Linked DNA regions of Mus musculus: regions 1, 2, 3, 4 and 5 are each linked to region 6. A link is a loop called in an ENCODE intact Hi-C map of the cell type or tissue named here. Cell type or tissue: left cerebral cortex. All regions are shown on one strand.

Region 1 (5,000 bases), 300 kb after region 6:
AAGTCTGCAACATTGTAGGGTGGAGACGGGTAAATTGCCAAGAGCATACTGGCCAGTCAGACTAGTCAAAATGGTGGGTTGTGGTTCACTGAGAGACAGTGATGAGGAAGAGACTGGACATTCTACTCGTCTCTGCACATATGCATACATGTGTGCCCTCACACTTGGGAACAGACACTCCACTCACACGCACACATGAATCCCCCAACCACACCCCCGTGAAACCTTGAGTTCAGCAGATCTATGACCTATGTGACTCCAAGTATGAAACATGAAGGTTTATATTCTCATTGTCTCGTAAACCCTGTTTTCTGTCAGTTTACAAACTGGAGAAGGTAAACCGATGATTTTCCAGACTCAGGATGGGGTGTCACGACTTTTGGTCTTTCTGGAATAGCATCCATCTCTCAGCAGAGGGACTTTCCAACTTACCCCTCAGGACGATAAGGATCCATTTGAGGGTTTTAACTGGGTGACTGGCATGCTTAGTTTTCTATTTGAGAAATAGACTGGCCAGAATGTACAACATCGTTCAGTTACAAAATGAACACACACCAGAGCCCGGGAACAGTGAGCTGACAGTGATTGTCACTGGGGTTTTGTGTATGTGGAATATGTCAAGGGAGTGGATCTCAGAGAAACAGAGACACAGGGAGACCGAATGAGGTGATAGATGGGCTTGATCTTAGAAATGTCTGTCCAATGTATAATTTGATCAGAACACTACACCTCATACCTCAAATGTATACAGCTTCCATTTGTCAAGCACACTTGATACATCTCAAAAGACAAGGTGACAGAGAGTTGCGACAGAAAGTTCTGGAAGGGGCTAGAGAGAAAGCCTAGCAGGTAAGCACTTGCTACCCCCCCCCAAAACTTACATAAACGCCACGTGGATGTGGAGAGTATCCTGTAATTCCACCCCAGAAGGCAGAGGCAGGATGCCCAGAGCAAGATGTCTAGAAAAACGACCCATACCAAGGAGCTTTGCCTGTGAGACATCCTGCCTCAGTGAACAAGATAGACAAGACATTAGGGACATTTCCTGAATCCACTTTGGGCTTCCACATGTGTGTGCATGCACATGTAGAGGAAAAACACACACACACACACACTGAAAAGAAGGAAGTTCTGGAAGAGGTAAGCCCAGACAGGATGGCTGCTAAAATCAGAAATAACAAACTGTGTTGGAGCTCACTATAGAGGAAGAGGGGGACCAGAGGGAGAGTTAGGAGTGTGTTTGTCTGTTCATACCAAAGCATGAAGAGACATAAAACCAATGCCACCTGCTCCAGGATCTCGAAGCCACAGCTGTAGCCGAGGTACTGTTGGTAATTGATGGTCGCTCTGTGTGTGTGTGTGTGTGTGTGTGTGTGTGTGTGTGTGTGTAGTCACTTTTTGGGGTCAATGTGACCACAAGCTCATGCTCATCAGTTTGTGATTCCTCCGAAAGCACTCTGGGGCCCATCTTAAGTCATCATAGCTCTCAGTGCCTAAGGCTAACTGACTCCCAGAAACCAGTTCAGTAGAGCTGACTAACATCTCCTTACATCACAAGGACATTTTCTACTGTAGATATAATAAACACATATATTTTAGAATATACAGAAACTTGAAAAATGGAAATGGAAAAAAATACCTCTACCGACTTTGAATTAAAAAACACATTTATTTTAGAATTCTCTAGGATAGTTGCAATTTCCCGCATACCCTACACATGATTTCCATATATTAGCATCTTACATAATCGTATGAAAATAATTAGGAGAAATTAACCTTTGTAAAAAAAAAATCCGTTTTTCCTTCCCTGTTCCTGCTCCCTGAATGACGACTCTGAGACTATTTATTAACAAATGCCTAGGCCACAAGCTTTGGCTCCTTCCTGGACTAACTTATTTAACCCATTCAAACTATTCTAAGTCTTCTACATGGTTAGATACCTCTCTTTCATCCTCTTCCTTAGCATCTTCCTCAACATCTCCCTTAGCATCTGCCCCAGCATCTTTCCCTGAATCTCCTTTTATTCTCTTACTGCCAGTGTCTCACCTCCTATTTTTTGCCTCAGCTCATTGGTCATAGACTTTATTTTATTGACAGGTGATGCTTATAAGAGATTCTCTCTACAGACCTTGGGGCACTATTATCAACTAAATGACTCATTTAAAATTTTTATTTTTGCTTATGGGTCTTTTTGTGTCTGCCACATGGCTGTAGTACCTGCAAAGGCCAGAAGAAGTCAGATCTCCCAGAGTCAGAGTCAGTTGTGAGAGTGCAAAGGGTTCTGAACAGCTGAGCCATCTCTCCAGCCCCTAAATGAAACAATTTTGTCACAGCAAGGAGAAAAATGGATGCTGTCACTATTAAACTCTTTCACACTGTAGATTCCAGCCCACACTGTATTTAGTAGTCAAGAGTCCTGTAATATATTAAAGTTTTCTTACTCCCACTTTGGAAGTACCTACCCCTGGGTTTTCCCTAGTCTGTGAAGGTTGTGAAGGCATGAGTGGCCAATTTTCCAGGCTCTTTGCTAATGGTACACCTGTTTTGGTGTACTGAGCTTCCATACCGTATCCTGCATGTCCTCGATTTCTGACGGCCCTCTTACTCTTGTGGATTCATGGCTTTGAACACTGATTTACACTTTTTTCTGGTGCAGCCATAGGGAGGTTTGGCACTAACTGATTTTGTTCAGTCTGTGCTATTTAACAGATAAAGATCCACTGAATTTTAAAATATTCATTTGAATAATTTAATTTTATATAGATAGTATTATGATCTGGTATGGAATTCAAATGTTTTGACACCAATTAATTGAATTTAGGATGTTATGTAACCTTTTAAAACCATTCTCTGGTTTTAAAATTTGGTGTGTGTGTGTGTGTGTGTGTGTGTGTGTGTGTGTGTGTGTGTGACTCATAGTGGCTAGGATATCATCAAGAAAATATGCACAGAGAAATCCCAGAATAGACAGGGGGCGACTCAGAGAGTCCCACCCAAAACTGAGGAGCTATTGGCAATTGATGGTTGCAGGGGAGAGGGCCAGTTTTCTTCATGGATTTGGCTTCTGACAGGCTGCCCATGTTCCAGTGGATGTTTGTCCCTACCCCCACACATGTAGTCAGCACTAAATGGACTCAGTGGTTTTTATAAAAACGTACATGGAATTAAGGGGGGAAAGTGGAAAAGGGGAGGAATTCAAGGGGGAGAGGATGGGGATGGATTTGCTCAAACACATTATGTGTATGTACGAAGTTCTTGAGCAAAAAATTTAAAACAAAGTAAGTAAATAAATAGATAAGTGTGTGTGCATGTGCACATGTGATAGGAGTGTGTGTGTATGTGTGTGTGTGTGTGTGTGTGTGTGTGTGTATGTGTGTGTGTATACATGTGTGCAGGTATGTAGCACCTGTGACTAGAGGAAGGCAGTCATGCAGTATCATCCTCTATGTCTCTCTGCCATTTTCCTTTGATGCAGTGTGGTGATTTGAATATCCTTGGCCCATGGGAAGTGGCACTATTAGGAGGCGTGGCCTTGTTAGAGGAAGTGTGTCATTGTGTAGGTGGGCTTTGAGGGCTCCTAGTGCTCAAACTCTGCCCAGTGAGGAAGAGAGATGCTCTTCCTAGCTGCATGTGGCTACAAGTCTCCTCCTGGTTGCCTTCAGATTAAGATATAGAATACTTAGTTCCTTCTCCAGCACCATGTTTACCTGGATGCTGCCATGCTTCCCACCATGATAATAACGGGCTGAACCCCTGAAACTGTAAGACAACCTCAATTAAACGTTTTCTTTAAAAGAGTTGCCTTGGTCATGGTGTCTCTTCACATCAATGAAACCCTATCTAAGACAGGCAGTGTCTTAGCTTGGCTTTTAATGCTTACAAGACGATTACAGTCGACATGCAAGCACAAATTAGAGATGATGAACTCATCTTGATTTCATGCTGTTTTGGTATATTTGAATGAAAGCTGGGGATTGGGAGAATTAGAGAGAGATGGGACGGAGAAAGTGAGGATGCAAAGGCCTATCAGGCTCCTGCCACTTGCTTTTGCATTCAACATTTCAGATCTAAAAACAGCCACCACCACCACCACCACCATCCAACAACAGGGCACCCATACAACGGACTCACGGAGAAGACACCAAGGGGCATTACATACTTGTAACTCACTTTCCCGCTAAAGCCTGGTGTATTGAGCCGATGGATTTTGTTGTCAAACCCTGATGATGAATCCCTAGATTGGAGCCCCTAACACCGTGATGAATGACACTGTGGTCGATAGGATAGGCATTTTTTTTTTCCTTGTAAAATCAACCCAGTAGGGAAATTACAAGGACAGCTCACATATATAAATAAAAGAATCTTTCACGCTGGCAGTTGGAATTGTTACTATATATCCCAGTTCTTTGCATTTTATCTCCATTAGTGTGTTGTTTTCAGCCCTCACTTGCTACATAGAAAACTGTGCATTTTCTACACTATCGTTTGGGGTGCACTTTGCAAGCTAAAAACTAAATCAATCCATTTCAAAGGAGTTCTCTCTGTCCTTTTTACAGAATTGAAATTAAACTATTTTCAAAAAGTATTTTGCACTTTCCTGGCTCAGTGTCATTAAGGTTTGAGTGTGAAATTTCCCCACAGGCTCAGTTGTCTCAAACTGGTGGAACTGTCTAGGAAGGTTGTGGAACCTTTGGGACTGTGCCCTAGCAGAAGTAGGTCATTGGGGCAGGAAGGAGGGAGCTGGTTGGTTCTGACCTAACTCTTGGCGGTTTAATCCACCCAAACGTGAGAAGGCCCCATGCAGGCTCTCAATGCCACAGATCAACACGCTGATGCCTGCCATGCTGTTCCTGTCATGACAGTCTGTCCTTGGTGAGTGTGTGCCCTAAACCTCTCTTCTTGTACATTGATTGTGTCAGGAGTTGACACCACCTTGACATAAAAATAAGTATTGAAAGTGTACATCTGTGTGTGTGTGTGTGTGTGTGTGTGTGTGTGTG
Region 2 (5,000 bases), 380 kb after region 6:
GCCCTTCAGCTTGGATTCTATATTTATTTTTCAGTTTTGTCTTTTCTTTCCCCCTTTCTCTCCCCTGCCTCTCTATGTGGGCCCTGGGAATTGAACCTGGGTCCTCCAAAAGGGCAGCTAGTGCTCTTAAGTGCTGAGCCATCTCTCCAAAAGCGTTTGTTGGATTGTTTATATTATGAATCTCTAGTGTTTGAAAGTGTGCCAACAACATAAGGAAGTAAAAACTATTTTGAGCTAATGCAAGTATGGCTCCTTCAGGCAACACTTCTAATTTTTTTTCTCCCAGGGCTGGGAGGGTGCTGAATGGGTAACCTAGAACCCGCTTAAAAGCCGTGTGGGTGTTGTGGTCCACCTGTAGTCCTGGCTGCCAGAGAAGTCAGAATCGTGTGCTCCATGTTCAGTGAGAGACCATCCCTCAATGTATAAGGTGGAGAATGATCAAGAGAGGCACTTGGCACGAACCTAGGGACTCCACATGCTTATACACACACATGTACAGGCACACCTATACGCACACATGTGCCTGCACATGCACCCCCCCCCCACACACACACATACAAACATAAATAAAAATAGTGTTTAGTTCCCAACATTGATAGGAGAAAGATGAGTTTTTCCCCCTTCAAATTCACACCTAGAGAATTGGTGGGATTTTCACTATTTGGGACCCGTTAGCGTTTGATATTAAGGGCATAGAGTCCTCAGCCATGGAACAAAGTCTTGGGAAAAGGACATGCAGGGATGGATCTGTCTTCTAACATTGTCCACAATCACACACAGGGAAGGATAAACTCACAAATGCTCTCCTGCTGGAAGCAACCCTAAATCCTCCCGAGGATTTTTTTTTTTTTTTTTTTTTTGCTTAAGGGATGTCTCAGTGTGCCTATCCAAAAATACACCGGTCCCTTGAAAGCCGTTGTCACCAGAGAATGCTGCTTAAGAACACAGGTGTTACCTCTTATTTTTAACTTCTGCACTTGGATGAGGGAGCAACAAGAGATCTATGTGCCTGTCAAACAGGGACGGGACTGAGAAGAGCCCCCACCCCCCAACCATATATTTTCCTCAGCTATATTTAGCACTGTATTTGCTGTCTGGTGCAAGGGATCTGTCCTTCTTTTGGTGTCTGTCCTTTTTACTGTTTAGATTCATGTTAATTACTAAGGGACAGAGACCCCATGGCTATCAGTCAAGCCTGAAATAATTACAAGTAAAAGAGACAGAGAGAGTCCTTTGCTGTGGTGGGGATATTTCCTTCTCCAAGGTCATCAGAATGTAGCCCGTGTATGATGGACATAAACACATGCCACACAGGTGAAGATGGGCTCACACTCAGGCCATCAGAAGAAATGGCTTGTGTTGTCCATTACTGGAGGCTGCCGGGGCTTTATTATCAGTTAACGATGATGGGTATCTGAGCCTCTGAGTCTTTGCTTCATCTGCTCTGTACTTTTCCAAGAGCTGTAGAAGACTTCAGCCCCCACAGGATAAATTGGGCTATGAATTTGTGTTTGTCGCTATGGTAATTTATATCGGCACCATTTTAATAACCACATCAAACTTGGGCACTCTGCAACAGTGAAGCTCACATCTAACAATAGACTAGAAACACTCTGGGGGGAAAAGGGAATTAGAATCAACAGAGATGAGTGGCTTCAAAGCGAAGAGGTGAGAGTATTTACATCATAAAAGTAAAAGGCCTTCATGTTTCCACTTCTGCTACCGAGGTGTGATTGGTTACAATGGCAATGCATTTGCATATGGTCCAGGCTCTGCCCCGGTGAACACAAGGAAACATGCTTGCTCCTTAGTAGACACAAGGCAGTAGGAACTTTTCTGGCCATCTTCAATGATATATTAAAATTAGTGACCACTACACTGTGGGGTGGTAGATTTTATTGTGGATATAAGTATATATTTATTTTAAGCTATATTTTTATTTTTAATTATGTATATGTGTATGTATGTGTATGTGTATAAGTATATGTGTAGATTCTCATGGAGGCCAGAAGGGGGCGACAGATCTCCTTAAGCAAGAGTTAAAGGCGGTTGTGTGCCTCCTTATGTGGGTGCTGAGAACTGAATTTGGGTCCTCTGTAAAAGAAGCAAGTGGTCTTCATCCTGACCACCTGGGAAAATAGACTTTCTTCAAATTTCATTAAATTCTTATAGCCCAATTTGTATCTCTTTGTACTCTGTACCTTTGGTTCATTAATAGGATTCTAAGCTTCTGTGGGTTTCAGAGAGGGATAAAAATGAGCAGGAAACATCTTACCTTTTGATGAATGTTTTTGTTGCTGTACTGGGTGTCACTCCAGGGCCTTGCAAACTCTGGGTGATAACCTTTCTCTCAGCTCTAACCCTAGTTGCAATGTATCTGAGGTGCAGATACAGCGTATTTTCTTCAGCTCTGTCTAGTAGCTAGGACAGAAACAGTCAGTATGTGCTTCTCATTTTGTCCTGAGATTAAACAAGTGGTTATATCTATCTACCTCAAGAAGTTTGAAATTTCTTCATCAAAAGGAAGCTTAAGTATCAACACAAATATGTTGCTGCCACTTATTCATTAAAAACATAGACACAATAGCACACATTTCTAGAAGCAACCAAGCAGCTCCAGCTAGCCTGCTTAACCTTAGAATAATCATTTTTCAGATGACTGGCTAGTGGCTAAGATGGGGATGGGGTGGGGGGCAGATAAACAATGATATCAGAATGTCTGGTTGGGTCTTCAAGAACTGAGGCCCCATGGCTTAAATTTTATTTTTTATTTTAAAAATATTCTTATTGTATCTGCTGCTGCTGCTGTTGCTGGTGGTGGTGGTGGTGGTGATGGTGGTGGTGGTGGTAGTGGTGGTGGTGGTGGTGTGTGTGTGTCTCTCAGAGGACAACTTGCAAGAGTCTGTTCTCACCTTCTACCATGTGGGGTCATCAGGCCTGCAGTTAAGTAGCTAATCGTAACAGATTGTAAGCCAATCTGAATTGCCTTCTTGGAAATTTAAATGTGAGATACAAGAGTTTTCTATGCAATTTCTGCTTCACAAGTTCACATTCTTGGGGAACAGTGTTGTCTAATGCGAGTCACAAACATAAGTAGAAAAACAGAAACAGAAACAGGTAAAATTGATTTTATTAATATATACTACTTAAACCTATAGCTAAATGTTTCATTTCAGCATGTAATCATATAAATATAACTTCCTTTTTTTCATTTTTATTTTAGATCTCAGTAACCCAGTGTGAAATACATACGTATAGAGACCCAATTTGGGTCAGACCCATCCCAAGTGTTCAATAACCACTTTTACAGGGACCATATTGGATATTGACATCGTAAAGAAGTGAGATCTCAACAAAGTAGAGAAAAAAAAAATGCTGGTTCAGTTTCAGATGCTTACAAGTGCTACACATGCAAATGCACACGAGTACACATCTATGTACATGGCCATGCATACACAGATGCACACAGGTATCCATGCAAATGCACACACAGACATACACATGAATACGTATCCACTCACATAAGTGTACACACATGCACATACACACAGGCATACACGCACATGCACACACGTGCACATACCATTCACATAGTCACACACATGCACATACATGTATATACACACGCAAACAGAATTTTCTAAGGCTCTACCGAGTGGACTGGTGTTCTTTTGCCTGCATCAAAGCTGATTTAAAATTGACATGGCAGTGGCTGCCTCATGTTGTTCTATAACTGGAAAGACTTGGTCATTTTCCCAGAAGAAGCACTGGGGACAGAATGGACCCATGGATACTTGGAAAAGTCAATTACTGACAATCTCCCACCACATGCCGTTTGATGCTAACACTAGGATGCAGTTCCCCTTAAGAGGCGTGTTAGTTCATGCTCTTTACATAATGTGGTCCTGGCAAGTTAAACTACTTGAGTGTCACAAAGGGGAACAAGGAAACCAGGGCTCAGCTCTGCTCTGATTTTCATCCTTTCTGCTGCTCCATGGTACTCAGGAGGGTCTATGCTCACTTCCTTGCTTGGAGGAGACTGAACAACACAGATGGGAAGACAGTCTGGGTCTGTGCAAGGAGGAGAATTGGCAGTGGCTTCCTCAGCCCCTTGGACTCTGTCTCTCAGCTCTTCTGTCTCCAGCATCAGTCACTAATGGATTTTGGAATCCTGTGGCTGAAGTCTGGGAAGAAGGAAAATATCATCCGGAAGACCCCAAGACACTTAATCATTCTGGTAGCCCAAGCCTTAGTGTGTTTGTCCTTTAGTTTTCTGTGGGGAATAAATGTGAGCTCCAGTTGGCGAATGGGACCTGGCATTTGTTCAGAAGTCTCCAAATTCACATGTTTAAATGCTGACCCAATAGATGGTGTTAGGAGAGCATCTTCAGGGGTGGAGTCAGAGTGAGTACGAGAGAGATCCTGGAGAAGTCATTAATGCATTCTATGGTAATTTAACAATTTCTTCTTCAGGATTTCTACGGTCCTTATACCACTTTAATATGGCTGTGATAAACAACTCTGTTCAAATGCAAATTGGTTTACACACCCAGGTCACAGTCCATGGTTGAGAGAATTTAAGGCAGGAACTCAAGGCAGAAACCGTGGAGGCACACTGCTAGCTGGCTCACTCAAGCTCATGCTTCCCTGGCTTCTTTACACAGCCCAGGAACACCTGCTCAAGAAACGGCACCACCTACAGTGGGCTGGACCCTAATATGTCAATAGTAATGAAGACAACCCCCCACAGACAAACCCGATCTAGGTAATTCTTCAGTTGAGGCCATCTCCTCTCACATGACTGTAGGTTGTGTCCAGTTGACAAGATCAACTAGGACAACCAGGTAAGTGCAAACTATAATACATGTAAGACATTTTATTTATGGATTAAAAACTGGTGGGCACTTTCCTGTGAGTTGGCCTTACTGGAATCACAGGCTGGGCATAGAATATCATGGGACACATGGCCGGACGATGGGCTTCCCGTTCATGATTGCATC
Region 3 (5,000 bases), 1.2 Mb after region 6:
GTCAGAGGACAGCTTGCAGAAATCTGTCCTATCTTTCCACCATTTGTCCCAAGGATAGAGCTCCATATATCAGGCTTGGGTGCCTGCTGAGCCATTTAATCTATCCATGCATTCCCTTGGCTTCAGATATTCCAGCGGATAGAAGAAAAAGAAACTTCAGTGGGAGTGTTTTAAACTAACACAGAAAAGTGTGTGCACACAAGGCCCTGGGCTAGTGTGAAGTGTGTATAGTAGTCTCTGGGACAGCTTATATACACTTCCACTAACTGCCCTTGGACAGCAGGCCACACACAGAACCTCTAAGGAGGCATGGAGATTTGAGGCCACCCTCCTGATATAACACTGAGTCTTCCCTCCTGGTCACGTGTTACCCCGTGGCCTGAAATCTATAGCTGCTGTGTATTCAGTTTCTTTCTGCCACCAGGCAAGCTCAAGTTTAAAGTCCGTCAGTCATCAAGCCCTGCTTAACACCGACAATCTATGAAAACTCAAGTTCTGAGGCCAGCAAGATGACTCAGTGTGTGCCCGTACTTGTGGCCAAGCCCAAGCCTGACCGCCTGGCTTTGAAACCCAGGACTCACGAGCAGGAGGTGGGAACTGACACCTAGAGTCCTTTTCTGACTTCCCATGCACACCGTGACACATAGGCCCTCACACACCCGAAAAAAACATGATTTTATCTTTTAAAGAAATTCCAGTTCTGGTCATCCATTACTTTTGCTCTAAGTATTTTGTCTCTGGAGGTCAAGGCCCTGCAGTGTATTAACCCCTGTGTTGTTGCCTTTTCACTGCGGGAATTGTAGTGGCTTCGGCTGCCATCGCTGTCCCCTTCCTAGATGTCAATATCACGCTTTCTTGCTGTTCTTTGGTTTCTTGCTGAACCGGCAGCATAGGCTTCCTTGGGAGGTTTCTGGGGCATTCTACAGAAACCATTGCCCGCCGTCTCCAGCGGCTCCGATACACTGCCAAGTAAATTACAAGTTCATTATAGAGCCGAGCAGTTCTGAATGCAGAACAATTGGCCGTTTTTTTTTTCTTTCTTTCTTTCTTTCTTTTTTCTTTGCTGAGACAACACAGCTGAGAAGTAACCCACGAGGGTCTGAACCCAAGTCTGTGAAGGAAGGCTACAAACATTCTCATCCTGCCATGGTCCCTGCACTAGCAACGGATCGCAGTGCGGCTACACCACTGGAGCCCGTGACTTGTGTCGATCCATCAGCTCTGTGCAGCCTCTGGAAAAATGTATTTGTCAAAAAAACAAAAGCAAACCTGTCCTCGTGTTAATAGCTAGGCATCTCATATGCAGATTTGCTCTCAGGTCTTTCAGATTTCTTTTAAAATTTATTTCGGATTTGTTTTATGAGTTTATGTATATGAGTGTTTTCTCTATATGCATGCCTGTGTACTGTATATGTATTCCTAGTGTCCAAGAAAGCCAAAAAAGGCCTAGGTTACTGGGAACTGGAGTTACAGATGGCTGTGAGCTGCCATGGAGATGCTGAGAATGTGATCTGGGTCCTCTACAATAGCAGCCAGCCAGTACTCCTAACCACTGAGCGGTCCAGCCCATCTCTCTGGTTTCCTGATGTAGGTACCAAGCATTGGACATCCCTGAAAACTAGAGAACTTGTTTAATTATTATTGTTATACCCATAGGTGTACATACAGAATTTGCTGAGTCTATTTAGTGTATGCATGCATGTGTGTGTGGTTAGGGCTATCTACTTATTAGAGGTTCTTCGCTGGAGAAGACGACTCCCCCCCTTTCAGCAGCCATATAAATGGCGTTTATTTAAAGCTTTAACGGATGTCACCCCATTCTCATCCATAGCCCATGGTCCATCCTATCAACAGCACAGCTTCTAGGATACACCACAGGGAAGTGTGTGTCTCTGCATCTGGCTTATCTCGCACATCATCTGCATTGTCTCTCTCCAGCGTCAGGATTTCCTTTCTTACGTTAGGGCTGAACGATATAAATTATCCCAGCCATGATGGAAAGCATATGGAGGCTTCTTGAGACGTTGAAAATAGAATGATCACACAAGCTAGCATTCCCACATCGGAATATATATCCAAAGAAACGAAATTACTGTGTAAACAAGATATGTGTGTTCCCACATGCCCTGCAGCATTATTGACAATAGCAATATGGAACCAACCTAATGGTCCATGGATAGATGAATAGAGGAACACACACACACACACACACACACACACACACACACACACACACAGTGGTTGTTTGTTTTGTGAAACACAGCAAGTGTATTTTGAATTCTTAATGTTCTAACTATAAATAAAAAAGGAATGTGTAGCTTTCACAAATAGATGCGCTATAAATTGTCTTTATTGAAGTCAGATTTCACTGTCATAAAGTGCCCTACCCATCTGCCGTGTGTTTATCTGCCCATCCAGCCATTAATCTCTGCATATGTAAGGATACGGAATAGATAGATGGAATCATGGTCTCCAATATAGCTCCCGGTGACGTGGGAGAGGCTGAGATTCGTCTTTTTTTTTTTTTTTCTTCCTGTGTTTATAAATTTTATAATAGGTTTCCGTCGTTTTATATAAAAGCAAAAGAGCTTAAGCAAGCAATGTCTTCTATTCAACTAACAAGGAAAACCACAGCAGGGCTAGTGGGTTGCCCCGAGGAGGTACATTTCACACAAGCAGCCAGGAGGCCTGCAGAGGAGGAGGCAGCCTTGGCCCACGCCCGGAGCAGGAACTCCTAAGGTGGAAGAAAGGAAGCAAAGGCTGGAAAGCAAAGGTCCCAGGAAGCCCCAGAAGGGAAAGAGTGAAGGGCGGGTGCCTCTTGGGAGGGGGCAGGGCGAACACGTGTCACAAGCTGGTCTGCCAGCGCCACCTAGTGGGAATATCGGGACTGTCGCCTACGACTCTCGGGAAAGAGCAAAATTTTGTGCGGGAGGCGGGGGGGGGGGGGGGGGGGAGGTGGCGGGAGGGGGGGTGGCGGGGGTGGTGGTGGTGGTGGAGGGGTCGGGGGCGGAGGGATGAGGATGTGGGGCGGATATGAATGGATGGATCTGGAAAGTATATAATATTAAGTGCCGTGGCCTAAACACAGAAAAACAAGCAGCATGCTTTCTTTCTCATATGGGAATCCTCACTGCCCCTTTATGGTGTGTGTGTGTGTGTGTGTGTGTGTGTGTGTGTGTGTGTGCCTGATTGTGGGTAAATCCTAAGCAAGAAGGAGAAAAAAAAAAGGTGCCAAGGAAGGACATGTCTCGTGGGAATGGCAGCTTATATAGGGGGTTGTGGTGGGGAGGTTAGGAGCATTAAGAAGCAGTGTGGGAGTGATTGAGGAGACCCTACTAAAAGTACACCTTGTTCAAAAATACCTAATGAGATCTACTGCCTTGCGTAGTCACTTAAACATAAAATGAACTTTGGAAACGTCGTTCTGAGCATGCAGAAGGGGCCGAGAGAATGGAAGAACTGGAGGAAGAAGGGATGGGGGCATCACCTCCCGGTTTGGAAAGGCTTTGCACCTCAGTGCTCCCCTACAGCTGTGCTGACAACATAATCTGGTCCTGGTGTTAGGGAGGAGTTAAGGAAGCCCCACCCATCCCTAGGGATTTACAACTGGGGGAGGAAAAGTCGTTTTCTTCATTGGTGTAGCCCTGGTAAAGTGCACATACAATTCTATAAGCACTTCGCTGCCCTGTGGTCTTTTTTTAACAACCCTAACTCTTGAGGAGAAAGGGAAGGAGGAGATGGAGGTGTGATGGAAGCTTACTTGAAAGCAGATCAGCAGGGATGGTCAGGGGAGGGGGGACAAGAGAGAATAATGAGTAGTAAAGATGATCAAAATACACTGCACATACACATGAAAATGCTATAATAGGGCACATTATGAATAATTAATATATGCTAATACAAATAAAAGACAAAGGACAAAGGCACATCACTTTGACTAGTTGAGAAATTAAAGCCAGTTAGGAATCGGTACCATGGGCTCTGCAGTTAAAATAGGTCAAAACGCTACTCTGAAAGATCACGGGCACGTTGCTTGCTGTTTGCTTCAGGTGAGGCTGGCATATAGTTGGAGTGGTGGTTGGGTCAAGATGGACCGTAAGTTCTAACTCCGCTATGCTCTTAGAAGATGCCTCATCACTATTTAAGCCTTCCCTTTTAACCATGCTGGATTATTCTGGTGCCATAAATAATGAGCTTGCTGGCCATCACACAACAAGACTGTCCTTTCCTTCTACAATCCTCAAAGTCAACTGAGAAGACTGTTCTAGAAGGAATTAGAGACCCTACCCAGCAGAAAGGGAAGCCAAGCCCGCATAGGGCTGAGGCACGTTGAGATCCTGAAGCAGCCAGTGAGTGAAGTTCAAATTAAACAACTCTGACCTCCCTTAGCCACAAACCTTTCCGTAGTTCTCCAGTTCTGGAGAAAAGAGAGTTCCCTACGAAACAGCAGAGACCCAGAGCTCTCTGGAGTTCAGGAGTTCAGATCTGGTATTTCTAAGTAGAAGTGCAGAGTTTTAGAAAGATGCACATGGACTCTGGGAGCAGTCAGAGATCTTTCGAGGCTCGTGACATGAGCGTATTTATTATGAACGTTCAGTGATAAATGACCTGGCTCACCTGCCAGTATGGGCAATCTGTTAAAGCAAACAAATACAGAATCCTGATTATTTCACCAACTATGAAGATTTGCATCACGTTCTTCAGTAATTGTTCTCAATTTTGCTTTTCAGGGCTGATGGCCCCACGAAACAGAATTGTTCCAGGGACGAAGCCTTTGATGGATTGGCTGCTCTGCTGGCTGCTTTGGTAGAATGGGTCATAAATATTAACAGGCTGACAAACATGTCATGTCACACCTGTGACCAAGAAACACCCAGGCTTCTACCACTTTGTTCTTTTGATAGACACCATCTCCTTCTCTCCTGAACTTGCTCTGATGGGTCTATTCCTCCACCACCCTCCTCAGAGGACCAGGGTTCAGTTCCCAACACCCCTATCAG
Region 4 (5,000 bases), 230 kb after region 6:
GTGAGTCCCGCAGCCTCCCACTAGAGGGGACAGCACTGCTTGCTGCCATCACCTGGCCAAGTTGATAAGGGCCCAGAAGCAACAGCTTATATATTCTTGTGTGTATGTGTGTGTGTGTGTAGGATTGTGCTTGCACATGCCTGCATGTTTGCATGATAGAAGCTAGAAGTCAACTACAGGTGTCCTTTTTCAGGTGTCATCCATCCATCTTTGCATCTTTGGTTTTCTTGTGTGTGTGTGTGTGTGTACATGCGTGCGTGTGCGCATGCACGCTCTCTCGTGTATGTGCCCTGATGCACATATGGAGGTCAGAGGACAGCTTGCAGGAGTTTGTTCACTCCTTCCACCCTGTGGATCCTGGGGATCAAACTCAAGTATTCAGGCTTGGCAGCTAGCATCTTTATCCAGAGAGCCATCTTGTTGGTTCCGCCAAGCCCTTTTGAAAACAAAAGGGCCTCATGCAGCCAGCCCCAAAGTGACTTCCCTGATGAGAGTCACCTCAGATGATTTAGTCTGGAAAGCACTTTCTGTCTTCAGTTTTCAAAAGTATCATTCCCAATGGCATACGCACCTGAGAGCAGGCAGGCTGATGAATCTATCAGAGTCTTCCCGGCAGCCCGGTGTCTAACCATCAGTTAACACATGGATGTCAGTCTGGCTTATTTCTCCATGGGTATAGAGGGGGATAACTGCATGCTGAAGTGGCTACATTTAAAGGCCAGACCGGGATGGTGGACTTACATGTGTTTTTGTTGACCTACCCCAGTGCTGAAGGACCTACAGGATTTATTAGCTCTGACTTCAGAGCTCTGCTGGGGGGTGGGGTAGGGTGGGGTCAACCTGGCCCACTGGAGAAAGTGCTTCAGTAAAGATAGTACAGTAGAGGGCTGGGGAACGAGTCTCAGCTGGTAGATGGCTCCTCTAGCATGCAAGGAGCTCTAGGTTTGACCCTCAGCATGGCACCCACTGGGAATAATAACACATCCCTCTCTCTGCTATCCTGTCTGCTATTCCAGCACTCAGGAGGTGGGTTCTGGAGACTCAGAAGTTCAAGGTGACAGTGTAGAAACACAGTTTTGACCTCAGGGCCAAAGAGAATAAAAGATAGTTTATTCAGGAGCCAAAGATGACTGACCATGGCCCGAGAACAGAGTCACGTGTCCTCAGATGCCTTGCTCCACTTGTGTCACAGGGCCATCCTACACAGAGAGTACGAGGCCGATTTGGGCTATTTGATGCCTCCTTTCAAACAAACAAACAAACAAACAAACACAAATGATAATACGGTATAAATAAGACTCATATTTATAGCTTAGTAGAAGGAATGGAACACTGGCTGTTCTTGCAGAGGACCTGAGTTGGGTTCCCAGCACCCACACTCCAGCACAAGAGGATCTAATGCCCTTTCTCTGGTCTCCATGGGTACTGCTCCCTCTCCCCCTCCCTCTCCCCCTCCCCCTCCCTCTCCCCCTCCCTCTCCCTCTCCCCTCCCCCCTCCTCCTCTTAAAAATACCTTTGTAAATGAAGCACTGGGCCCAGAATCTGGCACAGAGTATGCAGTTGATAATTGCTGTTACTGTTACGGTTTCTCTTTAGTCACAAACTGTCTTCTGGCTAGTTTAATATATGGTGTATCATGGTTCCAGCTGAAGGTCAAAAAGAAAGAGTGTGAATCAGAGCCCAGGCCTGTGCATTCCCCCTAGGGCTGCTCCAGGCCCCTGCCTTGTGGATTTTCAAGTTGTTTCTAAAGGGTTGCAAGTCTGGCTTTGGGTTGATTGTCTCTCAGAGATGCGTGGGGGAGGGGCAGGCTGCTCTTCCTGACTTCCTAGTGTCTTGGGACTCCAAGGAGGCATCTGTCCTCTCCAAGCTTGTGAATCATGCAACAGCCTCTCAGCATCACCAGGAAGGCACTGGGCACCCCCTGACCCCCATTTCAGAACTACTTACTAAATCCATGAATACTGCCCCCACCTGAAACATACTCATAAAGAGTCTATTTAAATTGGCAACGTTATAAAAGGCAGGAATGGAGAACCTTTATCTGTCTATCACTCTCTGCTGGGCCCTTTACCTGAGATTCACACTGTCCCTTTGGACATCAGCAAGGTCATGCTCACTGCAGAGTGGAAGGGACTGAGGTCCAGAACAATAATGTGCGCACGCACGGTGTCTGGAGGGATTAGGTGACTCCGGAAGCTTGTGTGCTTCCTCTGTAAATGTGACCTGTGGAGTTTAGGGGTCATTGATAGGTTCTGAGGATTTATAACCAGGGGGGGGTGGTATTTGTGGTGTGCAGGCTATGGGAGGATGGGTAGGTATCAAGGGTACAAACCATTGCATACACAGGTAAGGCCGGTGAGCATTGTGATGAAGAACGCTGTGGTTAGTTGGAGCTATAGAAGAAAACTGGCCTTCTAGAAGCATCTGCAGCAGTGAACATGCTGAGCAGATGGCAGAGAGCACACAGTGGAGTCGTCTTGGAGCAGTCATGATGTCGCAATCCTGTAAAGGATGAAGTGAGCACACAGAACAATATAGTTCAGGCACTAGGGATGGAGCTCAGTTGGTAGAGTGCTTATTTTGCGAGCATGGGGCCCTGGGTTCCATCCCCAGCACCACAGAAACCAGGCATGGTGGTGTGTGCCCCGGTATCTCAGAACTCAGGAAGTGGAGGCAGGAAGACCACAAGTTCAAGGTCATCCTCAGCTACCTAGGGAGTTTGAGGCCAGAATGGAATACTTGGGACCTTGTCTCAAAAAACAAACAAAACAAAACAAACAAACAAACAAAAACACCAAACCAAACCAAACCAAATCAGAACACAACCTGGAGAGACAAGACATTTTGTTGCCAACAACAGCATCTCTTAGTTGAAGTCCAAGGTGGTGATACATGCCCATTGAAGCACAGACTGTGGATTTGTTGAAGAATCAGTGAGCTGACTCCAACCACAAGAGCTCAGGGACCAGCCCTGTCAGATGATAGAGACAGCTAACAGCAACTGGAAAGGCTCCTCTGCCAGGAGAAGGCTTTTTCAGACCCACGTCTGCAGTATGAGCTTTTGGCAGAGATACTGCAGCAAGGGCTGATGGACCTTGAAGAAGCCCAGAGAAACCCAGAGAGGCAACTTGTGGGAGTACACCCAAGGGAATCTACACCAGCATAGCACAGAGACACATGCTCATCTATCCTCATTGTGGTTTAGTTGATGGAGCACTTGCCTAGCTTGGATGAAACCTTGGGATCCGATCTTCAACACCACATCAAATAGGCACAGTGGTCCACACCTGAGTTTGACTGGATGTCAAATCAGCCTGGATATTCATCAACAGACAAAAGGTTAAAAAAATGTAGAGGTACACGCAATGTTTTGGTGTTGGATATTCAACTCAGGACAGTGCATAGGTCCTGATAGCCACATCTCAAGCCCCCACACAATGAGGTTTTGTTCATCTGTAACAGATAACTTTTGGGCTTGGCTTGTGGATTGGCTCACAGGCTCATTTCCCATGGGCCCCGGGCCTCAGAAACCTGAGGCAGAGCTGTGTTCTCTGGGTCTCCTGGTTTGAGGTTGGGGAGACTGAATCCTCAAAGCCTTCCTAGATACAAGGGAGGATGCGGTTTTTTAGAAACCCACTGTAGGAAGGCTGAGGTGAGGGATGCCAGGAGCTAGAGGACAGGTCTGTGCCGGGATGGGGTGCTGTCATCTTCTCTTCTCATGGTCTCTCACCCACTTCCTCCTCTCTTCTTTCAGCGATGCTGTCCCCTTGCATGTCCTTGTGAGAATGTAAGTGAGGGATTTTACTCACTTTCTTTATTTAAAAATCTCTTGAGGGAGAGTCTGCTGGGCCTCAGGGATGGGATGAGTGATTTGGTGTTTGCTGTGGAAACTGGAGGTGGTACATGGCCAGAGCCTTTTCCTCTAGGTCAACATTTAGGACAAAGGAAGATGAAAACTTGACAGATAAACCAATGTAACAAAATCCTCCTTGGGAAGGTTCCTGCTGTAGGTGTTAGAGATGTTAATGTGTTTCCAAATTAACCACTGAGTCTTGGAGGACTGGAAAGAGAGGCCTGTTTGTGGTTGCCCCGGCTTTCCTCTGCAAGGCGGGTGAAGGAAGAAAGCATGGGCTCTGTTAGCTGAGCTGGGGCAACTTAACTGATGACTGTGACTGCCTGATAACTTTGGGGCAGCTCACCGCAGAGATAGAGCTGAGGAGTGTCCTCCACGTGTATGGAGAAGCCAGCAAAACTCAGCCCTCTGGCTGAAGGCACTGGGAGGAAGAGGTGTATCAGGGTGAGGTAGGAAAGACAGGTTGGGGCTTGACCATGGTGGTCAGTTGGTTCTCTCCTTCCATTACCGGGAGGCATTCTTGAGTGAAAAATCGAAGACATTAACTGGGCAGGAATGTGATTTTGGCAAGTGTGAGGGGTAGATTAGAGAGAACCCACCTCCCACCTCATCAAAGTCAAAAACCACATGGAAATTAAGGGAAGCCCACAGGAGAGGTCTGAATGGGTTACACCCATCTTCTCTGCACGTCCTTATCGTCATCTGTGCCTCTGCCACCATCTGATGATGTCATACTTACCCGTTGACCTCTGGCTGTTCATGTGCATTTCTGTCTCTCACAGTAGAACGAGTTGATGAAGGTGGGGATTCCATTTCCATCACTAACCTTCACACCCACAGCATCTCATTAACGCTGGACATTAGCTGTATGTATGTATATATGTATGTATGTATGTATGTATGTATGTATGTATGAGCAGGAATCCTTTTGCCTGTTTACTCCTTGATAAGTTTTTAACGCAGCACCAAGTGAATGATCACCATGTTCAGTGTGGAAAACGGGATAATCTAGTATTTGGTGCTTATGGGACAGGAGGCTGGGTGCCCCTGTGATGTGCTAGGCACCAGAATCCATCTTTTTGCAGCTATCCAAAGGAGAAACACTTTAGAGATCATCACTTGAGAACAGGGAGGAGAACTTCAATAT
Region 5 (5,000 bases), 230 kb after region 6:
GATTTCTCTGTATAGCCCTGGCTGTCCTGGAACTCACTTTGTAGACCAGGCTGGCCTCAAACTCAGAAATCCGCCTGCCTCTGCCTTTCAAATGCTGGGATTAAAGGCATGTGCCACCACGCCCGGTGGCCTTTGTCTTCTATAGTCTCAGTTTCTCCACTTTATCAATACTCTAACCATCTTGTATAGTCTTGGCTTCATCCAGACTCTGCCTTTATTCACTCTGTGGGACTCTACTCCTCCTTCTGCTTTGTGTTTTGGGTCCTCAGCTTTGGAGACACTCAGAATTCTTCATCTGGCTCCTCAATGTTGCTGCTGTAATTGTGGCAGTGGCTGGATACTCTAGGTATTTGTCTATTCTTCCTACAACCACTTCCATTCCACTGTATCTAAGATACAGACCACATTGGAGCAGAAGAGCAGTGGAGAGGAGAGGACTTTGGCATCCTGATAGTGCCACACCAGGAGAGAGAGGTCCATGGGAGAGATGCTCCCCAGACTAGCAGGCATCCTGCTCATGTGACCAGAAGAGAGGCAGGTATGTCTGTGTGGATTGTCATCCCAGCTTGACAGATGCATAGCTTCTAACTCCATTAATCATTAGACTTCCCTAAGGGCTAGTCACAAGCTTTGTATTACATTTGCATTACTTATTGCTAAGACTCTAGGGAGACATGCCTCCTTTTGTCCTGGGCGAGGGTAACTCCAGGGAACTGGGTCATCTAAGGTACGTTGTGGCTTGGCTCGTTCAGAGTAGAGTCTTCCAAAGCTTGTACTAGCTGCTTGGAGGTTTTGTGGCTGAGTCAGGAGCAGTAACTGTGGCAGCACCAATGGCTGGACTGGTCATTGCAACCAGGGCTCAGGTTCCTCAGTGATGGTGGAATGTTGGGAGAAGGGGCAGCTTGGTTGACATGGCTGGACTGGTCATTGCAACCAGGGCTCAGGTTCCTCAGTGATGGTGGAATGTTGGGAGAAGGGGCAGCTTGGTTGACAGACAGCTCTGGCTCTAAGCACAAGGGAGGTATCCTATCAGCTGCTATTTAAGGGGCTAAGTGGTTTGTTCCTTACAGTTTAGGGTGTTGAAAACAAAACAAAGCAAAGTGCCGCCCCCTGGAGATGCTGATAAGGAATTAGCATTCTCAAGAGTTTAATAACAGTAAACCTACAGCCACACCTGAAGGGGAGTTAGGGTCCTCACATCTGTCTTTATGGTATCTGTAACAACTAGCAGCGTAAAACACACATTTGTTATCTTATTCTGTAAGCTGGACTCTAAAAGATGTTGGGAGGGCTGTGTTCCTTCTGGAAGATAGAATCATTTGTGGCTCTTCTAGACTTAAAAGGGCCACCCACCTTCTTAGCTCATGTCCCCTCCTCCTTTCTGAAAGCCTGCTTCCTCTGCCTCTATTCTCTCTGTCTTGTCCTCCCCTCCTTTCTGATTCCGTCAATGCAATGTTTCTCTAACTCTGATCCTCCCATATTTCACTATAAATATCTTTACTGCTTACATGGGGTGTTGGGTAGCAGACTCTATCCTGCATGGAAACTCCTTGAGACAGGAAGTAAACAACTCAAAATAGCTTCAGGAAGTTCCTGAAATTGACCAGATTCATCAGACCCCTCCTTTCCAAGAATGTATTAGCAGTAAAGACTGCTGAGAGACCATCAAAGATCAGTAGAGATGCTTCAAAGAGACTCAGACCATAAATCCCGAAAGAAGTAGGAACCAACATGGTTTCCTAAGGAAGAGACTCAGACCAACTGATCTACCAGGAAAGGACATTCTTCAATCCATTGAGCTGCCTGCAGGCTGTGCAGTGTGCTCCAGGTTCCTAGCTTTTGTGACCTGTCACCCATGCAGGCGTTGGACTGTGGTGAAGCAGCTGTCTTTGAGTAATTTCTCATCGACTCTTTGAGTCAATCCCTCACCCATATTTCTGTAAGTAATAATCCCAATAAATTCACTGGTTCACTAAGTTGGACTTGTTGGAGTTACTGTTAGTTTCATGTCTGGGGCAAGTAGACATTTGTACTCACAACATGGGAGCCACCCTGACAGGCCATCTCAGGGCTGTCGATGGAGCTTCAATACACTTTGTCCAATGCATTGTTTCAAGAGCTGATGTAAAAAGTTACTATTGAACCAGATGCCTGAAAGAGGTAGATGTTCGTAATGTACAACTTACCCTGCTTTTCCAAGAAGCACTGGGAAAGGTGGCTCCTGGCATTCCTTGGCTCCTATAGCTTCACCCCCTGTCTTCACTGTTGTGTGAGCATACCACTGTTTTTCTATACGACCTTTCTTATACAGGAGTTTGTTGTTGAATTTAAGAGCCATTCCAACATGGGATGACCTTTTCTTGAGACCTTTAAGCTTCTCTCTGCAAAAATCTTGTTTTCTAAACAAGGTTTTCCTCATTGGGAGCTAGGATTTGAATATCTCTCTTGGGTACCCTGGTTTTTTGCTGCACCATGTATCAGAATACATTCACAGATTCTCAGGAATAGGACTTGGGTTACCTGGGAACCTGCTCTTCAGGATACTCTGTGTGTTTTGCTTTCCTTTGTTAAGGGTCTTCAGAGACTGGGAGTGAAATGCAGCTTCCATATCATAGTTATGATTTAATCACTGGGCATTTAATCATTTAACCAGTGGTGGTTTCATATTTATTATGTGTCTGTATAATATCTTAGTTTCTTTCTAGTTCCTGTGATAAAAAATCACGACAAAAGCAACTTAAGGGAGAAAGTTTTTGTTTTTGTTTTGTTTTTTCCCTCACTGTTTTATAGGGATAGGGTCAGTAATGGCAGGGAAGTCATGGCGGCAGAAACATGAGGCTGGCTGGTTATGTTGCATCAGCAGTCAGGAATCAGAGAGAGAGCAGCAGATGGGGCAAGCCTATAGATTATTAAGCCCACCCTCAGTGACATACTTCCTCCAGCAAGTCTCCACCTCCTGAAGGTTTCACAATGTCTTCAAACAACGCCACCTGCCGGAAATAAAGTGTGCAAATATGTGAGCCTGTGGGGGACATTTCTCATTCAAACCACAACACATTCTATGCCAGTATTTTCTCGAGCCAACCACAGAAACCTATCATCCACAGTGGACAGATTCTCACACTCACAAAGAGATAAATATAAATTCATTCGGGTCTTGAAGATGGTTCCTGTTAACTTTTGGCTGCCATAAATACATTCCCAGTCTACAGGTATCAGGTAGATTCACAATAATGAGACCTTAAAAGGCTAATCAAAAAACATTAACATTCTAAAGCCTTCTCTACCCCAGGGAAGGTTCCTGCTTCTGAAGAAGTTGGTCTGTGGGAGAGGAAGAGGCGAGGAGGTGAATGTCAGGGAACTGGATAAAATGTTCTGTGACTTGCTGAGCTGTGTGGGGAGCTGATCACTGAAGCCCATGGGAAATGACAGCAAGCCCCATGGTAGCAGCTTTACCTGGGTCAGGGTGTGTCACTCACAGCAGGCTGTGTGATCAAAGTTCCCCTATGTAGCTGGGCTTACAGAGTGGATTAAATGGAAGGCAGGCTTGTTCTGAACGGCTCCTTAGGGAGACACAGTTGAGTTGATATCACCCTGCAGACAGCGGGAGCTGGCCAGGTGTGACAGACAGGGGTGGGTGGAAGAGATTTGACAGAAGGAGGATGAATTCCTGAAAGAGCAACTATTATTTTCCTTGTTGTTTCAAGTCATAGAAACCCAAATCCACCTGCCTCAGACTGATGCGAATTTTACTTGAAAGAACATGGAGAGAAGAAGAAAAAAAAAATCAAAAGAGATTTCTGTCCCCTTGCAAAGCTTCACACACACACACACACACACACACACACACACACACACACACACACACAGACACAAATTCCATATAAAAAAGCCCCGCTGTTAGTCTATTTCTGGGCGTGAATTTCCTTTCTTCCCCCCATTGCCAGGAGCCATGCAGCTAAGAATAAGTTGTCAGGCAGTTTGGCTGTTATTGCCTAATTCTGTCCTTCTTTATGCTAGTAATTTGGACTTTTATTGTTGGAGATGTGTCATGTATTTCTTGCTGGCCGTGGCTACACACTGCTGTATTCTCAACCTTTTGTTCTGTCAGCTTCATTACGCTTCCAATATCAATTAGAGCGTTTGTTCCTTTCTGTCTTTGGCATCTCTAATTAAGGACCAAACATCCTGGAAATCACTTCTGCAGGATTCTGGGAGATCTTGGAGTGAGCCAACTCAAACCTGCTCACCTCCCGGCCTCTGCCAGGAGGTGAGCACCTGTGTTTCCTTTCTGTGTGTTCTAGCCCTTGAATACCTACCATTCTCCTTCCGTAGACCTGGGCAGATTATGGTTGCTGGTACCTATGACTTCTGTGGCTATGTTTATTGTCTGCTAGGTATTTGCTTTCTCAGCATTCATTGGGAAGGAAGGAAACAATGTCTTTGGGTGCTAGATGGTGGACCTGTGATCCACCGGTATACCCAGAAACCTGGATGGTTGAAACAAACTTCTGAGTTTAACCAGGTCCGGTCACACAAATGTAAGATCCAGCCACAGATAGGGGTGGATCTAGGTACAAGGGTTATGTAGAAAGGTTATTGTCAGTCTCTGTCTGTTTTTCCTTAACAACTTTTGAGAGCTGTGCTTGACATACCATGAAATGTACATCTTTAAATAGAAAACCTGATAGGTTTTATGTCATGTTATTGGTCTTATATCAATGTATTGGTTGTTATCTAAGTTAATATTCATTACTGTCATAGTTAGCTTTGACTGCGAACCCTGATCCAGCTTAGACACACCCATAAAATAGTCTCAATTGGGGAAATGCCTCAACAGGTTTCTCTGTGAGGGATTGTCTTGACTGTTTGCTACCCAACTTAAGAGGGCCCACTGTGGGTGGCATAATTCCCTTGCCAAGTGCTCCTGGGCTAGGTATAAAAGCCAACTGAGCATGAGGCTTCAAGTAAGCCAGCAAGTGGCGTCCACCATGCTTTCT
Region 6 (5,000 bases):
GGAGAATTTATGAGAGTTAGGAATGATTTAAGAACCACATAGGCAGATGTGGTCAAGGGAAAGGGCAGGCAGATGGGAGAAACCTGTGGTGTCCTGAGGACCCAGGCCCCATGTGCAGAGAGCAGGATGCTGGGTTTCTCCGAAGCGTCTGGATTCATACACTGAGAGGGGCTGGCAATGCTCAAAGGTGGAGCACATACGAGTGCATTCCACATTATGTGTAGACTTCCAGCACATGGACACACACATACACACAGCCCCCAAATCCAACCCAAACAAACAGACAAATAAAATCCCAAAGCAAAATAAAACAAACAAACAAACAACAAACAAACAAACCAGTAGCAGCAACAGCCACAGCAGCAGTGGCTTTAAGAGTATTCTGACAGTCTGTGGCCTCAGCTCCAGGGGACTTTGCTGCCCTCTTCTGGCCTTTACCGGTACTGCACACATGTGATGTACATACAGGAAGTCACATACTCCTACATGTATATTAAGTAAATATATATAAAAGGTGATGACATTGGAGGTGGCAATGATCTCCCCAAACACGTACATTTCATTGTAAACGTCAATATTTACAGATTTGGGGTGGGTAAGGAGCTAATTCTGTTGGAATATTCCACTTATTGAGCGAATGGGACGCAGCGAAGCGTTAAAACTGAATCAAGGGACTGAAGGGGCCGGAGCCTTCACTCTGCTGTTAAAGGCTAAGGTTCGCAGGCAAAACTTCAAGGAAGCAGAGAAGGCTGGGTCTGGAGCTGTGAATTAGCTCTGAGGCCACTGGCCACTGCCACTAAAGGGTGGGAATTTGAATGTGTGTGTGTGTTTTGTTCGTTTGTTTTGTTTTTTTTCGAGACAGGGTTTCTCCGTGTAGCTCTGGATGTCCTGGAACTCACTTTGTAGACCAGGCTGGTCTTGAACTCAGAAATCTGCCTGTCTCTGCCTCCCAAGTGCTGGGATTAAAGGCGTGCGCCACCACTGCCCAGCTTGAATGTGTTTTATAAGGAGACCTGTATTAGACAACCTCTGACTCCTTCTTCCACAGTGTGGATTTAAGGGTGCATCTGACCATGTATAAGAAAAGCAGCTTAGACAGACTTTCCTTTGCCCTCTTTCTCTTTTTTTCTCTTTTTTGCCTCCATCTCCCCCCCGCCCCCCCGGCCTGGTCTCCCCCCCCCCGCTGTGCCCCCCATTTTTTGCAAGTGTAGAGGCTGAAGTAGAACATCAAGTGCTCTCTCTCCCTTTCCACCTTAAATCCTCAAGACAGGGTCTCTTACACTCCTTGTTTTGGGCCATGTATCCAGCTGTCTCGGCCCCACATTTCAAGGGTTCTGGGTGCTCATGGCCACACCTGGCTTTTCACACAAGTGCCGGGGTTCAAACTCTAATGCTTCAGGGTTGCACAACAAATGCTCTTACCAACTGAGCCATCTCTCCAGCTCCTTTCTTTCCTTCTTTCCCCTTCCTCCCTCTGCAACGCTGAGGATGGAACTTGTTCCACTTCTGAGCCACACTCCAGCCTCAAACCTTTGTCGTCCCCCCCCAGTGAAACACAGGGGGCCCTTTGGTTTTTCCTCAGGGAAACTGATGGAACTAAACAAGGACTATCCTAAGGGCAGGGCCAAGTGCATCTTTCAAACTGTCACACAGAGAAACATTGTTAGGCAGCATGAGAGATGCTTTCAATATAGAATGCTTGAAGCAATGCAGTCTCGTGACAATGCTGTCACATGACACTCTCACTGAGTTATTAGGGTTTTACTGCTGTGAACAGACACCATGACAAAGGCAACTCTTATAAGGACAACATTTAATTGGGGCTGGCTTACAGGTTCAGAGGTTCAGTCCATTATCACCAAGGCAGGAGCATGGCAGCATCCAGGCAGGCATGGTGCAGGCGGTGCTGAGAGTTCTACATCTTCATCTGAAGGCTGCAAACAGAATACTGACTTCCAGGCTGCTAGGATGAGGGTCTTAAAGCCCATACCCACAGTGACACACCTACTCCAACAAGGCCACACCTCCTAATGATGCCACTCCCTGGCCTGAGCATATACAAACCATCACAGGGGTGGGGAGAGAGTGTGGGGAGAGGGGTATGGAATGCACCCAAAGACACTCCAAGTGTCATCTAGGTTTTGTTTTCTCAGTACCTATGTCTTGAGTCTGTGTCAGGAACACGGGATTTGGAGAACTACTTACCCCTCAAAAAGCCAGCATAGGAGAAGAAACATTTTGTATGTATGTATGTGTGTGTTTTCTTCTACTTTTTGACATACATTATTCAAGTTGTTCTGTTGAGAGCTAAATATGCACGACTGACTGACTGTCCATTCAGGGCTCTCCCAAAACCGGCATCTATCATCCAGGCTGTTTCTGGCTGCAAGTCAAGAATGCCTGAAGGAGCAGCAGAGTTTAAGCACCACAGTGTATCCTCTCAGAGAATGGTCTGTGCAGGATCAGCCCGACGACACGGTGGCTAAAACTTTCTGGAAAAGCGTTTTGCTTTCTTCCACCGGTAGAAAAGCAAAGAACTGCTGGTGGGCACTGGCATAAGTGGTTACGGGAGCCCCTCCCATCACCCCCTCAGTCAGCAAGTGGCCAGAAGGACTACATAGTGAGACCATTTCGGTTTAAAAAAAGCGATTGTTGTGCATGACTATGAAGTGGGAATGGTGATGCTTTATATGTAACGCAGCACACGTGTGGCAGTCAACTCTCTCCTTCCGTTGTGGATTCCGGGGACTGAAGTCAGGTGTGTGGGGTGAGTGTCGTTTCCTGCTGAGATCTCTTGCTTTTCCTCCCATCTGGTCTCAAGTCACAGGCTTATGGGGGACTTCTGGCATCTTGTTAACCTGCTCTTCAACCCTGAGTTTCATTTCCTTCTTTCTTCTTTCTTCCTTCCATTCTCCCTTCCTTTCTCCCAGGATTTGCACTTGGGGTTCCTTGTGTCAAGCCTGGTGCCTGGTCTAGCCCAGCTATTGGGGATGGAGAGCCTCAGCCCCAAGCTTTCCTGATTCCCCGGGCGAGGAACCTGCACCACCTAGGGATGCACTACCCGCTTTGGCCACAAGATGGTAATGTTGCTCTTTGTCCAAAGCCCAGAGGCACCTGGGCAGGGTTTTAGAGGCCAGGCTTGGGAGGGTCCCAAGGGAACAGCCACCTGCTACTTCGGGGTGGTCAGAGCTCTACACCTCAAGGTCAGGTTAGATTTCCCTTACCACACTACAGAACCAGGGCGAGAGTCATTTCCAACCTCAGCTTCTTTGTGTATGTATAGAACCTTGGGAGTCCTGCTTGGTACTCCCCAGGCCAGGTGAAACATGGGGATTTGAAGTTGAGCAGGGATGAGAAGATACACTTGCTGAGGGAGCTACAGGGTCTCCTGGTTATACCCTCAGCTCCTCAGCTCTTCTGGGCCCTCCAGACCCCTCTGCTTAGAATTTCCATAAATACTATCAGAAACACCGGCTTGGTTAACACGCAGAAATCCTCGCCCAGTGAAGGTACAGGCCAAAGCAGGGACGCTCAGAAAGCGTTAGGGGTTTCTACAAAGTCGCACAGCAACTAACCTGCCTTCTCCCTGTCAGCCATTCCACAAAACAGACCCCTCCTTCCTCTGTGGTATTACATCATCACCAGCAAGGGTCAGCTGGGGAGCGCACTCCGGCCCAGCTCTAGAGGTTCTCTGAGATGTGATGAGGTACCTCTGAACTGAACGGGAGTGTGTGTGAGGTGGGGGTAAGGTAACCGATGCCTTCCATCACCCCCGGGGATTTATGGATCTTGGCTTGTGGCCTGCCTTCCATGTACTATGCCCCTACCAAGGAAGCCATAGAATCCCTCTGGTCACAGATCCTAGCTCTTGATGACCTGGTCCAATACACCCTGGCCTCCCTCTGGCTATGGCTGCAGCCTGCGCTATCTCCATCACGGGGCTGCTGTTCAATCCCAGTTCCTCAAGAGTGGCGGTTCCTGCTGTGTTTACTTCTTGAGTCCTCACCATCCAGCCCAGGCCTCGAGCACAGTAGGTGCACAGCTCAGTGATATTCGCTAGTAAATGAAGGAGAGGTGGAAAAGGTGACTGGAGTGGCACCCAGAAGTACCTGAGGTTGGGTAGCATCCCCTACAGCCATAGTCACCAGGGAGAGGGGACACACAGAACCTCTGAACTCAAGAAGAAACCCAGAACCCAAGCGGGGTGGTGGTGGCGCACGCCTTTAATCCCAGCACTCAGGAGGCAGAGGCAGCTATACAGAGAAACCCTGTCTCGAAAAACCAAAAAAAAAAAAAAAAAAAAAAAAAAAAAGAAAGAAAGAAAGAAAGAAAGAAAGAAACCCAGAACCCACTGTCCACCTATTGATGCCTTTGCCAGGAGCATGGCAAAGACAGGATTCCTTATGAAGGAGGGCTGCAGGCAGAGCAGAATTTGTTCTTGGTAACTAACCTGCTCCTGCTCCTTATTCTTTTCTTCTTTTTTAAAAAATTGTGGAAGAGCCTGGAGCTGCCTGGACTAATGAGTCCCTACTAATGAAGTAGGTCCACCAGCCCCCTCACCAGCTGGGAAGGCCGGAGTGTGCTGATACTCGCCCATGGAGGCAAATCAGACACGGTGATAACGGCTGCAGCGAGCATGAGGGTGTTACCCTTGGCGGATCGGGTCAGGGGTTTCCTGTGTGCATTCCTGGGAATACCAGCTAGAGGCTGCCCTGACTTTATGTCTCAGGTTGGGAAATTGAGGCTCTTTGGAGGATTATGAGTTTTGCCTGCCCTGGGTTCTCAACTAAGGATGCTGGGCCACAGTCTGCATCATCCCTGTTGACTGATTTGAGGTCTGACCCATCTTTCTTTTTTTCTTTCTTTCTTTCTTTCTTTCTTTCTTTCTTTCTTTCTTTCTTTCTTTCTTTCTTTCTTTCTTTCTTTCTCTCTCTCTCTTTCTTTTTCTTTTTCTTTTTCTTTTTCTTTTTTTTTTTTTTTTTTTTTTTTTGGTTTTTCGA

Evidence for each region. A loop is a pair of places that touch in the nucleus more often than their neighbours do. Peaks named below come from ENCODE experiments on the same cell type or tissue, not always from the same donor. Only the 100,000 strongest peaks of a DNase experiment are listed, where the experiment ranks them.
Region 1: it touches region 6 in a loop (3.0-fold over the local background); 2 of 42 quality-filtered maps call a loop at or near these places.
Region 2: it touches region 6 in a loop (5-fold over the local background); 3 of 42 quality-filtered maps call a loop at or near these places.
Region 3: it touches region 6 in a loop (10-fold over the local background); 8 of 42 quality-filtered maps call a loop at or near these places.
Region 4: it touches region 6 in a loop (3-fold over the local background); 2 of 42 quality-filtered maps call a loop at or near these places.
Region 5: it touches region 6 in a loop (2.3-fold over the local background); 2 of 42 quality-filtered maps call a loop at or near these places.

What each region holds. Positions count from the first base shown.
Region 1 is chr5:125,830,861-125,835,860 of GRCm38, forward strand. Gm40327 (a long non-coding RNA gene) reads right to left here. Exons shown (of 3, transcript XR_868522.2): 2 at 2,218-2,309. Among named protein-coding and RNA genes, the nearest start is that of Gm40327, 4.5 kb to the right of the region's middle. In left cerebral cortex, a CTCF peak has its summit at 2,245; DNase peaks (open chromatin) are centred at 1,448 and 2,288; H3K27ac peaks cover 1,711 bases.
Region 2 is chr5:125,906,611-125,911,610 of GRCm38, forward strand. No RefSeq gene overlaps it. Among named protein-coding and RNA genes, the nearest start is that of Gm32986, 18 kb to the right of the region's middle. In left cerebral cortex, a CTCF peak has its summit at 2,026 (motif pointing right); DNase peaks (open chromatin) are centred at 246, 923, 1,523 and 3,821; H3K27ac peaks cover 2,843 bases.
Region 3 is chr5:126,730,876-126,735,875 of GRCm38, forward strand. 1700081B01Rik (a long non-coding RNA gene) reads left to right here. Exons shown (of 5, transcript XR_377078.3): 3 at 4,731-5,000. Among named protein-coding and RNA genes, the nearest start is that of Gm33347, 6.1 kb to the left of the region's middle. In left cerebral cortex, a CTCF peak has its summit at 2,836 (motif pointing left); DNase peaks (open chromatin) are centred at 1,987 and 2,785; H3K4me3 peaks cover 409 bases; H3K27ac peaks cover 570 bases.
Region 4 is chr5:125,760,947-125,765,946 of GRCm38, forward strand. All of the region lies in intron 5 of Tmem132b (transmembrane protein 132B), which reads left to right. Gm32811 (a long non-coding RNA gene) reads right to left here and starts at 2,963. Exons shown (of 5, transcript XR_003955993.1): 1 at 2,827-2,963; 2 at 2,333-2,502; 3 at 2,072-2,223; 4 at 1,514-1,646; 5 at 1,096-1,242. In left cerebral cortex, no CTCF peak of the experiment used is centred here; DNase peaks (open chromatin) are centred at 1,849, 3,065, 3,797 and 4,018; H3K27ac peaks cover 1,015 bases.
Region 5 is chr5:125,753,246-125,758,245 of GRCm38, forward strand. The region is part of intron 5 of Tmem132b (transmembrane protein 132B); the gene reads left to right. Among named protein-coding and RNA genes, the nearest start is that of Gm32811, 8.2 kb to the right of the region's middle. In left cerebral cortex, a CTCF peak has its summit at 2,991 (motif pointing left); DNase peaks (open chromatin) are centred at 3,625 and 3,930; H3K27ac peaks cover 2,154 bases.
Region 6 is chr5:125,526,228-125,531,227 of GRCm38, forward strand. No RefSeq gene overlaps it. Among named protein-coding and RNA genes, the nearest start is that of Tmem132b, 3.7 kb to the right of the region's middle. In left cerebral cortex, CTCF peaks have their summits at 437 (motif pointing left) and 3,080 (motif pointing right); DNase peaks (open chromatin) are centred at 420 and 3,076.